Regions from separate parts of the Mus musculus genome. Here region 1 is linked to region 2. The links are chromatin loops, found by intact Hi-C in ENCODE. Cell type or tissue: gastrocnemius. All regions are shown on one strand.

The links. Peaks named below come from ENCODE experiments on the same cell type or tissue, not always from the same donor. Only the 100,000 strongest peaks of a DNase experiment are listed, where the experiment ranks them.
Region 1: it touches region 2 in a loop (2.2-fold over the local background); 3 of 42 quality-filtered maps call a loop at or near these places.

The regions. Positions count from the first base shown.
Region 1 is chr5:89,063,808-89,071,807 of GRCm38, forward strand. The region is part of intron 7 of Slc4a4 (solute carrier family 4 (anion exchanger), member 4); the gene reads left to right. Among named protein-coding and RNA genes, the nearest start is that of Gm35855, 160 kb to the right of the region's middle. In gastrocnemius, no CTCF peak of the experiment used is centred here; a DNase peak (open chromatin) is centred at 4,453; H3K27ac peaks cover 592 bases.
Region 2 is chr5:88,925,161-88,933,160 of GRCm38, forward strand. All of the region lies in intron 1 of Slc4a4 (solute carrier family 4 (anion exchanger), member 4), which reads left to right. Among named protein-coding and RNA genes, the nearest start is that of Slc4a4, 42 kb to the left of the region's middle. In gastrocnemius, CTCF peaks have their summits at 3,548 (motif pointing right) and 4,297; DNase peaks (open chromatin) are centred at 3,493 and 4,799; H3K4me3 peaks cover 1,708 bases; H3K27ac peaks cover 4,395 bases.

The DNA of each region.
Region 1 (8,000 bases), 140 kb after region 2:
GACGAGTGGTTCCTCTGTGCATCTTGAGCAGCATCCACCCCTCTGAGCGTGGCATTCAAGGCCCATGGCACAGTAACCTGTGGTTGTATAAGCACACTGTATCTGTACTTCTCAGTATACACACTGCAGCTCAGCACATTTTCCAGTGCTTAAATTTCCTAGGTGATGCTCTCTCTTGATGCCTTTGTCCTGAATAATCACTCAGCTTGGAATACTTCCTCCTGAAACTTTCTTCTCAAAGTCTGCATTTCCATTAGGGTCTCTGCTATCCTCAAAGCCTTCTTCCTTACAGGATTCTTTACTGACACTGAATTCTAAAAGGAATTTTTTGAGATTCCTTACCAACGTTGAGTTTGGTCTATTTTATGATATTGACATTTTTTTTCTTTAAAAGAAAGAGGTTTACTTAATTTTATTCTTAACTGTGTGTGTATAGCTATGTGTACATGCATATAGATGCTGTGGAGGCCAGAAGAGGGCATGGTCTCTGGTTTGGAGTTAGAGAAAGTTGTAAGTAACCTGACAGAGATGCTGGGAACCAGACTCTGGCCCTCGGCAAGAGCAGTATATGCTCTTATTAACTCTGGAACTGTTTCTCTGGGCCTTGCCATGGGTTTCTTAAGGGTAGGACTCTTGTTTACTCTACTAAGGCATCTTCTTGCTCAGGGGTCAACAGACTGGCCCATGGCAGATTTGTCTCGCAAATGTTTGGTTGGAACAAGGCTATGTTTGTTAGTCTACATGCATTTCTTCTGGCTGCTTTCATGAGGTGATGGCAGAGTTTGGTGGTAGTTGTGACAGAGATCACAGGGTCCACAAAACTTGAAGTAGTTACTATCAGCCAGTAAAGCATTTCCTGACCCCCCCCCACACACACACACTGAAGTCTTACTTTTCAAAGTGGGATTTCAGGAGCTCTGAATATTTCTAATACCCATTCTTGGAGTTTGAAAAGACTGCTGGTTTTTTTTGTATTGTTTAACCAAAGCAGTATTTCCTTTTTTTTGTTTTTGTTTTGTTTTGTTTTGTTTTTGTTTTTGTTTTTTGAGACAGGGTTTCTCTGTGTAGCCCTGGCTGTGCTGGAACTCACTTTATAGACCAGGTTGGCCTTGAACTCAGAAATCCGCCTGCCTCTGCCTCCCGAGTGCTGGGATTAAAGGCATGTGCCACCAGGCCCAGCTCAAAGCAGTATTTCTAATCAGAATGTACACAGACGCAACAGAATCCAACTGCATTTCATAAAGCCATGTAGTAAAGAAATTTATAAATATGTGAGTGATAATCTTTTCTTGTTTTAGAAAAATTGTTTTACATGAAAGAGGTTACTTATATACTACATTTATTATTTTGTAGTTAATGAATGGATATTATTTATCTATCTATCTATCTATCTATCTATCTATCTATCTATTTACTTACTTACTTACTGATGTGTTAAATGTTAGTAGTTAAGGTCTAGGTAAATAAATACCCTTAATTTTTTCTCTCTTTCTTTTCCTGTGCATAGGTGTGTGTGTGTGTGTGTGTGTGTGTGTGTGTGTGTGTGTGTGTGTGTAGATCAGAGGGAGGTATTTACTGCCTTTCTCTATTGTTCTCCACTTCATTTTTTTCAGACATGGTTGCTCAGTGAACCTGGAGCTCACTGAATGGCTAGGTTGGTTGGCTAGTGAGTGACAGGATGTGACTATCTCTGCCCACCCTTCTGGCTCAGGGGTTACAGACATGTGTCACAACACCTGAATTCTACCTGGGTGCTGGGGATTCCGACAGGTGCTTATGCATGGACAGCAAAGTCTTTGTCCACTGAGCCACTGCCCTTGCCCTGGCACTCTTAATGTTTAAATGTATAAAGATATTCTGAGACCAATAACTTTGGTAACTACCACTTTGTTGTATCTAACAGAGTCCATTATGCATAGGAGTAGATCAACAAATGTAGAATGAATGAATTAGCCAAACCAGGTGGTTAGGATATGAACCCAGTGAAAGCATCGTGATAATAGCTAAAAAAACAAAAATTGAAAGGGAAAGATACTAAACTCATTCATATGATATCTACCGTTTGTGACTTTGCTCTGTGGGTCCTCCAAGAATAGTGAGGTGGTCTTCTTGATCTTCTCCCTTTGCTGAGTTCATGACAATTCATTGTCAGAACTGGCTGGGTTATGCAACTGTAGAACCCTGTGTATTCTCACACATGGAGGATGAAAGTTTATTTATGATGAGGAAGCTACCAGGTGAAGGGTTACCATAGAGTCTGTGTGACTGTGGCTTTACAGGGGCCTTGTGAGGTAGACTAGATTACTTTGAAACTGATGGAGAGTCTTCCATGTAAACACACAATAAGGAACTATTATTAGGGCAAACAGTGCCTGGATATCATTACTGGAGACAGCAGAAAACCTAACGACTTGAATTAGCATGTCTGTGCACATGTGAGTGAGGGAGTGAGGGAGACATTCGGGAAAGCAAATGCAATATTCTAGTTGTGGATATCAATTTCAAAGTTAATAATAAAATTTCTTCTTGGCAGCAGCCGTGGAATTATACTTTGATGAAAATCCTGGCAGAATCTTCAGAAACAGGGCTTTTCTCCTTGTGGCAATCTGCAAGTCTGATGCTTATACTTGTCCTCGTCATTCAGATTTCATTTCTGCTCCTGCCCTTAAAACATCCTTTCTGTCTGTAGACCTTCACCCATCCTCTCACGAAGACCCCAAGACCCTTTATATAGATGTCTGTTCATCTGCAAAAGTTTCTGCCTTTTTATGTTCTAGAACTGAGATCTGGACGATTAGGCCCATTGTAAACGTGAATATTCAACCTGCAAATTCAAGCCTCTATTTCTGAAGACTCTGCTTGCAGCTTTCTTCTGCTCTGCCTCAAGTCCTTAATGTCCTGTGCGGACCCTGTCAATAGCCTCTCTTCCCCTGCCTTTGTTCTCACATTACAGAATTCACCCTTCACAGTCAACCTCCAGACCCACATTCTTATCACTCACTCTACAGTGTGTATACATCATTCTGCTCAGCACCCTGTAGTGAGTAACCTACTATTTCTAAGTCCAAGTTCCCACTTCCCAGGCTGGCTAATAACTGTAAGATTGAGCCCAAATCCTCTAATCTGCGTGCTGCTCCTTGGCTTGGTCTCTGTTGAACTCCACAAATCATTTTATTTTTCTGTTCTTGTATTAGAACCTCAAATAATTTAGGTCCTCAAGAACTTTGATTTCATGTTATTCTTGCTTCTTCAGCTGTCTATACTGATACGATTAGATTTACTATTACTAGAGGTCTTATTTCCTCCAAGGCGGCCAATTTCCCATACTTTCTTTACCCCTCTCCATCACCTTCAAACCTCTCCCTCTTTTATGTCCTTGTACCCATCCCCCACCTCTGCTGATCTTTCATTACATCATAATGTTTTTGCTTCCTTCACTGCTGACAAAGCACCCGAGGAGCCTGAAACACATCCCATTTATCTTTGTACGCCTGGTGCCAAGCATGGTGTCTGTAAACGTTGGACTGGACCAGTCTGTCCACCTGATGCTTGCATGACTAAGTTACTTGTTAACTGTGCACTTTCAACAACACTTCTACCTCTGTTGTTTCCTCTGCTTGGCTTAGAGAAGATCTAGGGATCCTCTTTAAAAGCTTAATCTGAAAACAAGAAGGGAAGTAGATCTTAGATAGTAGCTAGGCAGCATATATTTAACCAGAATGGACAGTATCCATTAGCCGAGGCTAACCTTTTAGATGGTTCACTTTTAGTTTGGGCTGTTCTGAAAATCCAAAGCATTATAATGATTAATGACAAACTTCTCAAAGTCATATAGATTTCCTTGTTGATACATGTTATGCTTTTACTCATCTATTTCATGGTTGTGATTATACCGCATAGGTCGGAGTATAATCATTGTTTTAATCATTAAAACAATTTTTTGAAATGAAAATATAACTATAATATATTCTCTCCCCTTTTCCCCCTTCTAACCCCTCCTTTGAATATCTACCTTGCTTTCTCTCAAAGTCATGATTCCCTTTTTAAAAAAGTATATATATACAAAGAGTTTCTACTGCTTGTTCACTAGACCATTCTGAGATGACTCAAGATGTCATGAAGGCAACTATGGTGACTGTCATTTTTGCAACATGGTTTCCACAAAGCCCTGGTGGCTCAGTGAAACTAAGTACTATGGTAGTCATGGGGTCTTTACAAGTAAATATTCCAGATCTTTTTCTTTCTGAGCACATATGAGGACTTGACTTCCTTGCCTGTTGAAAGTTAGGTGTGACCCCATGATGAGCAAATGTGAGTGGAGGTGAGTGATGTCCTCCCCAGAAGCTTCTAGAGCCGGTACCTGCTTGGCGATTGCCCTTTTGGCAGAGCAGCAGTGGTCTAGAGAAGAGAGGGATTGTGCATCAGGCACTTGGCCTTGGACCAGTGTTGAACTGGAGCGTCTGCCAGTCTCAGCTGCTCTCAGTGTGAGCGAGAAGCAAGCAGGGTAATCCAGGAGGGTCTGAGTTGCTCCTTCACTGGCCGGAAGTGTTTGTGCTCATCCCATCAGTGGGAGGACCAGAATTAAAGTCAGTCTTGCAGAGTCCTGATGGTACCTGTCCTGTCCAGTCTCCTTCTGCTCATCACTTTATCAGCTCTTGCATCTCCCTTCCTCCAGCTACGGGTTGTCCTGTCTGATAGCAGGAGCCGTGCTCACTGACTACTCCATTTCACTGTTTTGAGTTAGGAAACAAGATTCCTGGTTGTTTTCAATGACAGCCATCCAAGTGTTAATTTTTCTGGGATGCTTCTGGTTTTGTAAGGCTCACTCTTCACAATTCCAGGAAACTCCTGGGATTTGGACCACAATGGGCACCCCACTGTAACCTGTGGTCAGCGGTTACTTTAGAAAGTCCCAAACTCTTAGGTGTTCTGCAGGTAGTAACCATGGTTACAAGCATATGGTCTGGAAAGAATAACACCGACACCATTTTTGTGGAAGAACAGGGTAAATCCAATTATAAGGAGCAGTTTCTTTTAGGAAAAGCATTAGTTTAAAAATCGATTCTTCCAATAAACATTTGCTCTGGGCTCTTGGTTTAAGGAATAACCGTGAGTGTTGAGGCATATTGTGCTTACCCAATTTCCAAAGGACATCTTTTAGTATTTTCTTTCTATATTTCTGGGGAAGTGCATTATAATCTGTAAGGAAAACAAGCATACAGATATTGTTTCATGGTGTTTTATTAATTTATTCAGACTGCCAGTTCCCAGCTTCAGGCACAGTGCTGGGATGCTACCAAGTAGACCTGTTCGTGGTAAACTTATCCCGAGCAGAGTGAAACATGCCTTTAGATATGCAGCTCACAGCATGAGGATGAGAACCCAGAAACCATTTTAGAAGTGAAGAGAAAACAGGAGGCCTAGCATTTCCCACAACTGCCTGGCCTATGAGACTTGACTTCCGAGAACAATGTAGAGGAAGGCAGGCTTTGCTTGACTGCTGTAGAAGAGAGCTCTTGGTCTACTGAATGAGCTTTGCTGTGAAGAAGATATTGGCTTTAGATTTCGGAGACTTTTGGGTGACACTGGAGGGTATTGTTTTTTACAATCTGGTTATTTAAAAAAACAAAAACCAAAACCAAAAAACCATGATCAGATAGATCCTTCATTTTTCTTAAATTCAGACCATAAAGCTGCTTAGTGAAGATACGATCCTTTGAATGAGGATACATGATATGGGGCCTTTGCACACTTGATTTTGGAAGGGATGGAGACATCAGTGACTAGCTTTCAAGGGCTAGAGAATAATAAACCAAAGCAAAGGCCTGTGTTTTTGAGAAAATACATATGCCTTCAAAGAGGACCAACAGAAGTTATGTGTAGTTTAATGGACACTACCTCTTTATGAGTATGCGAACACTTCAGTTGGTACCTTGGTGTTGTATTCTCAATGAATCCTTAGTTCATGCACATTTTAGTGTAGCTGGGAGATCATGGCCAAAGACCCACTGTAAGAATGAACTGTATTGTGATTAGATGGGCCACTTCATTTAGTGGAAAATTTCCTGTCACCAAAAATACATATTCAGATATTGGGAAGTTGGCAGTATTTAGTTAGAATAGAAAATCAGCCTGGAGAGAAAGATCTCTGCCCCTTGAGTGTAATCCCGCAAGCCACATGTAAAATCAGGATGCCAAGCTTCCTGGGGGATCCTGGGATGCCTAAATTTATTGTATCCTCTGGACTGTTTTCCTGATCCCTAGAATGAGCCTGGGAGGGAATTCTGGTGCTTCACGGGAGGAAATTTTAAGTAAAGTCTGAAACTCATTCACATTACTCCTGATGTGTGTCTCTTTTCCTCTCCATTTCTTTGTCTTGGTTCAGCAGAAAATGGAGTTTGTAGAAATTACCTTTGTCCACCGGCTTAAGCAATGTTTAACCAGCATAACCCGGTGAAGCATTCTCCAGGTCTCTGCAGTGTCTGGGTTTTATTTTTGTGTGATGCTCTTTTGCCAACCACCTTACCCTCATCCATGCTACTAGGTAGGAAACATAGTCAGTCAGTGTCAGATGCTGAGTCAAATCCCACCATCTCCCTGCAGAAGATGTCAGTAAGAGCCATTAAAGGACTTTCTGTACCTGAGTCTGGGGATGAGGTTCAGTGTGTAGCGCATTTGCTTATCATCCGCGAAGCTCTGGCTTCCATCCCCAGTACCACATAAAATGTAGTGTGCCAATGAATGCCTGTAATTCTAACACTCTCATTGGGAGGCAGGAGGATCAGAAGGTTGACTTTCTCCTTGGATACACAACGAGGCTAGCCTGAGCAGACTGAGACCTCGTTACCACAACAACAACTGAAAACAATCCAACAAACAAAAACAAACCACTCCCTAAAAAACTCTGTAAACCTACAATGTGTTGTATGGAAGTAAGTTAGGTTCATCTGTGTAGACTCCCTTCCTCTTCCCTCTTGTTCCCTCCTGTCCCCTCCTGCCTCCTCCCTCTCCTCTCCCCTCACCTCCCTTCCCCTTCTGTGTTTCTTTATTTTCTTTTTTTTTTAATTGGGGATTAAATCTAAGCCTTATACATGCTTGGCAACTATTCTACCCCCTGAACTAGATTCCTCCACACCTTTCATTTTCATTTTGAGGAAAAGTCTCATTATGTTGCATAGGCTGGCCTTGAATATGCTCTGTGGCCCAATGAGACCTCAAACATGTGATCTTCCTGCCCTAGCCTTTTGAATAGCTAGGATTAAAGACATGTACTCCCAGTCTGAGGTATGTGTGGGTTTCTTTAACAGGTAACTACTGATGACCTTTGCCCTTAGTGAGGCATCTAGGGCTTTGATGGAAGCTGTCTATCACGTAGAAGTTTTCTCTGTAGTCACACAGTCGGCCTGATGTGACTCTACATCTCCTGTATAGTGAGTGATGGATCATACAGGTTCCTTCAGTGCTTCAGGCCCTCAGTGCTCATTTTCTGATGACTAAGACAGCTTCAACTCCCACCTCTGGAAGTGAACCAGAGGGCAACTTCCTTGTTCTTTGCACTCATCTCCTAAGACTGGAAAAATCTAAATGATGAGTTGATACCCAACCCCAACCGTGGCCATTCCTTGAGGTCAGTGAGGATCACAGAAAGAAAACAAAACTACCAATTATTGAATACTTGTGCAAGATACTAACTCATGTGTCTCTTTGTGTATTGCCTATAGCAGTCTTATCATGAGTTATTGTTCCATTTTCTAATCTTTTCTTATGCTAACTTTGTCTTCTTTCCATCTTACCATGCTGATATATCTGTAAAACTTTTTTCTGAATGTGTTCAGTAGGCTTATTCTGGAGAAGTGAGGTGTGAATCGCCATTCAAACTCTTCATCTAGCTCTCCCCACCCCTGACCCAGTTAAAATGATACTGGTCAGTGAACATCAGGCATGGATGGGTCATGCAGTGAACTATTCATATACCTTTAGAGCTTCTTAAAATTAGATAT
Region 2 (8,000 bases):
GGATTTGGGAAGGGTTGGGGGAGGTGGGATTGAGTGTTATCAACACACGTAGGAAGTTGTCAAGGAACTAACTGAAAATAAGGTATAGAGGAGAGGTAAGCCTTTCAGAAGTGATTGAATAATATAGCATGCCACGTACGTAAATTGTAGAGACCCTCTGAGAGCCGAGAGGCACCCTTACTTGGTCTTCACTTCTACCCCTGCTGTCTCTATTTTATGGGGAAATCTCGTCTTGGGGGAGGGAATCAGAGCAAAGGATGGACATCTATGTGTATGACGATGCCATAGTAGAACCCGTTATTTCATATGCTAACCACATTTAATACTCAACTGGTTAAAGGAACGAACAGCTCGGATGTTCTTAATATCTGCTCCATCAGCACTATACAAGTCAGTCAGACAAACTGCAAGTGTCCAGATTGAAATAATGCATGGATAATTCTTAACATGTTGCCTGGAACGTATTAAGAGCTTCACTGAATGCCGGCAGCCATGCTATTGCCAGTCTGTCGGTTGTTCGGGATGGAAGATGTGAACTGTAGAGCTGCAATAGTGGTGAGAGTGGGGGAGGGGAAGCACTTCTGCTGATGTCAGTTCTGTGTGTCAGAGGTGACCAGGGCAGAGGCTATACCGGATCAGGTGCCATGTGGCTGACTCCCAACCTGGTGTCCTGAAAAAAAAAATCCCTGCTTTTGAGTCCCTACCCATCTGCCATCTTGAATCTAACCTGAGGTTAATATCCATGAATCTAAAGTAAATGTTGATAGAATCATAGACTGACATGAATGTCAATGTGATATGGCATTTACTTATTGGTGCAGCCAGTGGCCTATCTACTACAAATAACTAATCACGGACTGAGCTGAAATGTCTAGAGCTTAAGGTTTACTTTGGCATGTCAACTCTTTGTCCTACTTGCAAAGTAGCTGCCATGTAGCTTCTTGGTAGGTGTATTTGTACACATTGTGGGATTTTAACTCGTCCAGTTGCAGGTCTGAGGAGCAGGGCTGAGCCTCGCGCTGACTTCTTATGTGGCTTCTGGGTATCTGATGTGCTAATTAGAGAAGTACATCCCATGCAAGCTAGGGAAGGCAGTAGCTAAGGTGTGTGTGTGTGTGTGTGTGTGTGTGTGTGTGTGTGTGTGTATGTGTGTGTGTGTGTATGTCTGCTGAGCCTCTTCTTCTGGGTTGAGTAGCTTATAGTCAACAGGAAGGTCCTTATAAAGAAGAACCAATGAATGATACTCAAAAGGAGGTAGATGCTAAATTGTTTTATGAATGAGTGGGTTGGGAAGGAAAGCTTCGGATGCCAGTGGCACAAACTGGAACGTACTGGTGTGGGGAGATAGGAAGCTCACCATCCACTCTTGCTTTAAGACTAGCATTGTAGAGAGCTCCCTTGACTGGAAGGTGCCTTCTTCACATGATGGGCTTGCAGCTATGCCTATCTGTTTCCCCATCATTATACGTGGTAGCTTCCTTTCTCTCTTTTCTTTCCTTGGCTACTGGCTGTGGAGAATGGCCACTGAAGAGGAGGAAGGGACAGTAGAGGGACATGTCCACTGCTGTGCTTGGCCCTAACTTCTCTCGTGGAGCAGTACTACCTGTGTCATCTTGCCTGACTCCTATCTTAGGACCTTTCTATTCCCACCCCAAACTCCTCGAAGAGAGACAGTTCAGAGTTAAGGGTTTAGAGAGAAGCCTCTGTCTTCTGCCTGGCAGGAAAAATCTTAAGAAGACATTGAAAGAGCAGGTGCTTCAGGCAACATGAGACCCAGGAAGCCCATTAAACATTAAACGTGAGTGTAGACTGAGTCCGGGGAATGTCCTCAGCACCAGGCTGTCATTCTCTGGTTAGCATGGGTGTCCTTCCCAGCAGTCTCACCGATAGCATGCTATGTCCTTGCAGAGGACTCTCCCTTTGGATCCCAGTGGCTTTCTTATCCCTAGAGCCCATATGGACCTCTTGCCATTTCAGGCCTTGGCTTTTGTTAAATAGTCTGGTCCAGACTGTCAGAGCTCAGGTGGCAACCTGGGCACAGAGCTTGGGAGGCCCTGCCCCAACTTGGAGAAGATTCAAGGGGAGAGTTCAAAGGCACACATGCGAACCAACTCTCGTTGGGACGGATTTCTAGCCCTTGGTTTATGGATTATTCAGATCTTAGTATCTTATCTGGTTCCTACAAATTTCGTGTAGGAACATTACGATGAATTGGACTTGGTTATTTCAGGGACTTATTTAACCAGCATGAACTGCTGTAGGCTTCTTGGAAAGAGATGCTGAATGGGGTTTGTTCACTGTCCAAAGACACAGTTACTAAAGAGGTTACGCTCAGTGTCGCTCAATTCCATCTGCACCTAACCACCAAGCAAAATAATATGTCCAGGATGATAAGTGAATACATCTTAGTTGGAATTTTGACTCAGTTGTAGATTGGAAGGCATAGCTGAGGAGAAATAGAGAAATTACTTTTGGAGGACAAACCCTACACTTGGCCAGTTTTGCTCCATGTTGATTAGCGCTTTAGAAAACTATAGCATAACTTGTATTTCCACTTCTGGAGTTCAAGGAACTCTTCAGATCTACCCAGTTTTATTCGTCTTCTCCTCTCTCTGTCTGCAGTCTGTATGTTTTTATTATCTGTGTAGATCCATGTTCCTGTCACCATGGAGGATAAGATGCAGAGTTAAGCTGGGACCACATCCATTGCTGTACCACTCATTCATAGCCACCAACACTCCCGTCTCTAATCCCAAGAAACTTCAGGTCGGGTCCTTTATATGGAAAAGCTGTCATTCCAGAAGTGTTATGTAAATGAATTGTACAACATCTGAGTCTTTGTCTTAGCATAAGCCCCTATAGATACATTGTTTTAGTGTGTGAATCAGTGGCTTCTCCTTGCTTACCACTAAGCCATAGTCCATGATATGGATGAACTATAGCTTTTAAACCATAACCATTTGCCTATAGAAAGGTACTTGGGCCAGGTCTAGTTCTTAGCTATTAGGAATAAAGCTACCATGAACACTCACAGACAGGTTTCTGTATGAATGTAAGCTTTCATTTCTCCGGGACAAGTGTCCAAGAGTACAAAGGAACTTGTAAGGCAGTTTGTAAGTCTAGAATTATGTGCAGCATGCTCCTGCTCTGGGTTGCAGTTTTACTTTTACTTTAGCCTAAAATCTGATTTCATGTGGGGCCACGTTTCCCTGGCCCTCGGCCTGTGTCAATGACCAGGCTGATTAGGGAGCTCCTGAGTTGGGAGGGCGGCTTACTCTACATGTGACCTGTTGGTCTGTGGGAGACAAAGCTGTGATCAACCACGTTTGTCAGCTTTGCTGTGCCGATCTCTCTCTTCCTTTTCTTAATATATCTCTCCAGAGCTTCAGCACTGTGCATGGTTAAGCCAGTGACCACCGTTGTTCTTCCTCACTTCCTGTGGGGACACAAGGCCCCCCAGGGACCTCTGTGAACTTGGGAAGGGAATGGTTACAAACTTTCCTTCCTTCTCCTCTTGCCATCCATCGGCTGTAGTGAACACATGTTGCCAAAAGATGGCAGTGCACTTTACAGAGCTGAGATGGCTCTGTCACCCAGGACTCTGACAGCTGTATGTTGCTCTTTATATACACCTCGCAAATACGGACAGCACATTTTACAAAGTAACAAAAGCACCGATAAAAATGCTGTTGGTTAAAAAAAAAACAAAAAAACAAAAAACAAAAGAAAACATCGTGTTTGCAGCGAGCTTATAATAAAGAATGATTCTCTACCTCTTAGAAGTGAGGAGGACAGGGGAACATTGTTTAGGCATTTTTGTGCTGTTCTGGAGTAGAAATCTGTGGTGTGCTATGTTCTATCTTTTATCTGACTTAAGGTCAGCCAAAGAGCCGGGAGAGCCTAGTTTTGAGGTTTGAGCTTTGTGATACCTTTAGACTGTAAGCAAAATTCCCCAGCAACACTGTTCATAATTACCACAACAGCAATGGCTGATATAAAAGTCTTCACTCTCGGTATTTTTCCACGTTTTATACATATCTGTGCCTCAGGGCATGTGAGTGCAGAATTGTTTAGCATATGCTGGGTACAGAAAAGCTTCTATAAATGGAGAGGTGATGGGTTCATTGGATGTCATCAACAAACCAAATGGCGAGGATAGAATATAATGTTTAAATACAAGGTTAACTAATAAAATTGAAGCTGCGTGCACTGATTGAACCAGTGATGTCAAACTCTAGTTTGGACATGCTGACAGCCGGAGTCATTCTGCTCCCTGGTGCCACCTCTGGAAGCAGGCAGAAGTCCCTGACAACAGAGACTGTGGGGGAGATAGGCTGGCTCTGGATACCGCTGGCTGCCAGCTCTAGCACAGCCCCTCTATACTGTGGAGAGCATGCTGAGGTTAAAGTGTTCGTTCCACAAAATAGATGCCACAATCCGAGGACACGCAGCATAACTGTCATTCCCGGGGTGACAGGGAAACAGGTGGCTCCAACTCAGGCAGCAGCCTTTTTGCTAGTGCACCTCTTGGCAAAAGCCCCAGGCTAAGAGAGAACTGTGCTGCATGAAGTTCTAACTCTGAAACCAGATGCTGTTACCATAGAGACGAGTGAACTGCTACCGTGGGAGGCGCGATAGGGAAGCATGGGAGAGGGAGACAGGAGGGCAAGTGAGGCGAATCTAAAGGCTAGCATACCCGTAGACCTTCAACCTTTAACAGCCCTGGGACTAGCAGGCTGGTGCTCTTGAAGCTTGTGCGCTGGCGGCCTGCCACTTGCTGACTGGCTGAGTGGCAGCTGCTTGCGCTGTGAGTACTAGTCTGCGAGCACGTTGGCAGTTGGCAAGGGCTCAGGGGGGGTGGGATCTCAGAGGGCTGGAATGTGGATGGGTGCTCTGGGCCTAGTGGCTGACAGTTTTGCACAAATGTTTCTCGTGCCGGACTTAAGTCACCCTCACAGGCCTGCTCCGTGATTAGGACCGGCTGGTGAGAACCTGCCCATTTGGCAGATGATTTGACATGGGTTCCAGTTAAAGCATTTTGCTATCCCAGAAAAATGGAGATTTAGAACCCCCTCCCCCCACCTTTTCCCCTCACCATGGGTCTGGACTTGTATAGAAGGGGTTTAACTTCTCCAATCAGAGGCCATGTGATATGAAGCTTGCCCTCCCTCACCCCTGAGGCTGGTAAGGAGCTTCCAGAGCCACTCTGCATTTTGCCTCACGCTGGCTATGTGAGCAACAGTATGCTTCCTTCTCTGATTTCAGCAAATGCAGGGCACGTGCGAAGGACATTTTAAAGGACAGATTTGGGGGCCTGATTACGGACTGGATGAGTTAATTTCTTCCTAGTGATTTATAGAGGGAGGGGGGAACTGGTTAGGTCAGCCACTTTACATGGTATCTCTCTCTGTCTTACTAATAATAGCCAGCAACTGCTAAGAAATGTAAGGCTGAATAACTGATATTTGTCATGTAAAGAGGAGGGACTGCCTCTGCCCCGTGCAGAAGGCCAAAGGCATCAGGATGACTTTGCTCTTGAGGAAGAGGAACGCCGCCAGGCTGTGTGCTTTTGCCCTGTTTCACTCGCTCCTTTTTGGCAGAGAAGAGGCCTATTTGTGGGCATTCTGTATGAGCCGTCAGAGAAAACGAGGCTCTGATGACTTGCTATGTATAGTCTTGACGGGAATGTGAAATATGCACCAAAGAGCCAAGGAATGCACCCAGCGTGACCCCCACTCCGTGCTCAGACGGTGGGGTTGGGTTGTTTTCTCAACTTGGCCGGAGGGCTTGGGTGCTGACCTTTTTACCTTCCCTTCCAATCTCTTGGGTTTCTTGCTTCCCTTTTGCTTTACATGTGGCATATAATTTTTGGAACAAGCTTCGATATCTAGGTTTAGAAAATATATCAAGAGACAACAGGATGCTTTAAGATCCTGCCTGATGGATAAGAGGGTCCAAAATGGCGTCTACAGTCGGTTGTGTTGGACTCAGCATGCTGACTGACCTGGGGTTAGTTCTATTTTCCGGAGGGAGGATAAAAAAAAAAGTTAGGGTACATGCAGTGCTCTGGGATTCTGTCGTGCTTCTGAGGAGTTTAGGAAAATGTTCTCATTGCGACGTCCTCCTTATCTGTGTGCACAAATGCTGGGTAGCCGGTGGCTCCTTGCACTTTGGACTGTTCCCTGAGCACCAGAAGATGTCTTCGAGAAGGTAGACGTGGTTTGTGTGTCCCTGGTGTCTGGAAGTATGCAGGGTGCACAGTAGATACTCAGTTAATATTTACTCTCCTCCTCACTGGAGGAAGGTAAAAAACAGAAGAAGGAACAGACGAGCACCCTCTCTGTTCCTCTCTCCCCCAGCACCGAGAGTGGCCTGTTTCAAGGGGGTCTGTAATAGGCACCTGCATCCTCCCTATTGGCCAAATCCAACTTTGGCTTTCCCATCTCCGTCCTTCTCAGTTTTCCGGTGGGCTTGTCTGCTCTCTCTGACTTCCATGTCACCCGTGTCCAGCTTACACTGGTCTCACTGCCTGACTTGGGGATGTTGGTGTGTCTTAGCAGGTAGTCGCAGGTCCGCACCCTGATCCTACTTCTCTTTTCTGCATGCTGGCATCTGGTAACGACTCCAGCACCAGCTTGATGCATGGATTTTGCCGCATTTAGCAACAGCCCTGAGTCTCTAGTACCCGGCTCGGGCAGTTCTGATTGCATCAGCAACTTTTTTTTTTTTTCAGGATTCACATCTCAACCTTAAAAAGTGTCCAGAATGAAGTCTCCATGGCTTCCCAACACCCCGATTTTCACACAGTGCTCTTGGTTTTTGTGGTAGTTTACGAGTTTATCTTGTGCCCTAAGCATCTGTTTTCCACATCGCAGGTAGAGTGACCCTTTGGGAAGGGAAAACAGTTCATGCCGGCCTCCGTCTCACTGTTCTTCAGAGGCTTCCAGATGCCTTCAGCTCTGACTCCTTCTCCTGGCTTGCATGACCTGGCTCCTTCCACTTCCTGGACGGTGCTAAACTTTCCTATCCTAGGGTCTTGGCCCTTGTTTTCCCCTTTGCTTGGAAGGCTGTTGTACATTTTTCACACAGTGACTTTGCCCCTAGTTACGTCACTTCCTCAGAATCCTCACCGCACCACTGAGACAGCCTCTTGTGGGGTTTTACTCTCTGCAAAGCTTCCAGCGCCCTCTGAGATTATCTTGTCCCTCAGTTCGTCATTAGGTTGTTTTTTTTTTTTTTGTTTGTTTGTTTTTGTTTCTGTTTTTGTTTTTTTTTAAGGAACATTTTGTCTTATTTGTAGATTTGTTCCCCTCCCTCTCAAGAATAATAGGAATATAACAAGCTGTAATTAAATATTTGCTGAATCCATGAGTAACAGCTGTATTATTTAACCATCTCAAGAGTCTTAGGCTCAGAGAGATTGGGAAAATGACTTGATTTCTTAGCCTTTAAGGTAGCCCTTTCCCACCCATAATTCTACTGACTGGCCCATATCCTATTTTAATCATTTAGTTTTGAGTGCAGAGAAGAAAAGTATTCTGGCGGGTATCAGGATGAGCCTCGATGTCCAGGCTCTTGTCTGGAAGGAAGACTCTTGTAAGTCTTTCCAAAAGTAGTGAGCTCCTTCTGACCCACGTACTACCTGGGCCTCAATTCTGCTTAGTTTCTGAGATAAGACAAGATTGGAACGCATGGCTGTAGACCAGTAATGAGTTTCTTAATAAAAAGGAAGAAAGAAAAAGAAAAAAAGAAACTTATTAAACTTATTTTGTTTCAACTTATTTTGTTACAAATTACGTTGCAGAATTGCAGAATGCGATTATATGCGGGTGTTCACTCTATCCCCCTCCCCCTCCCGTTTCCCTCCTCCCCTGTGTGTGTGTGGTCAAGCACATGTATACATGCACATATGTGTAGTCAGCTTCTCTCCTTCTACCCTGTGGGTTCCAGGGATCAAACCCAGGTCATCAGGCTTGGAGGCAAGTATCTACCTGCTAAGA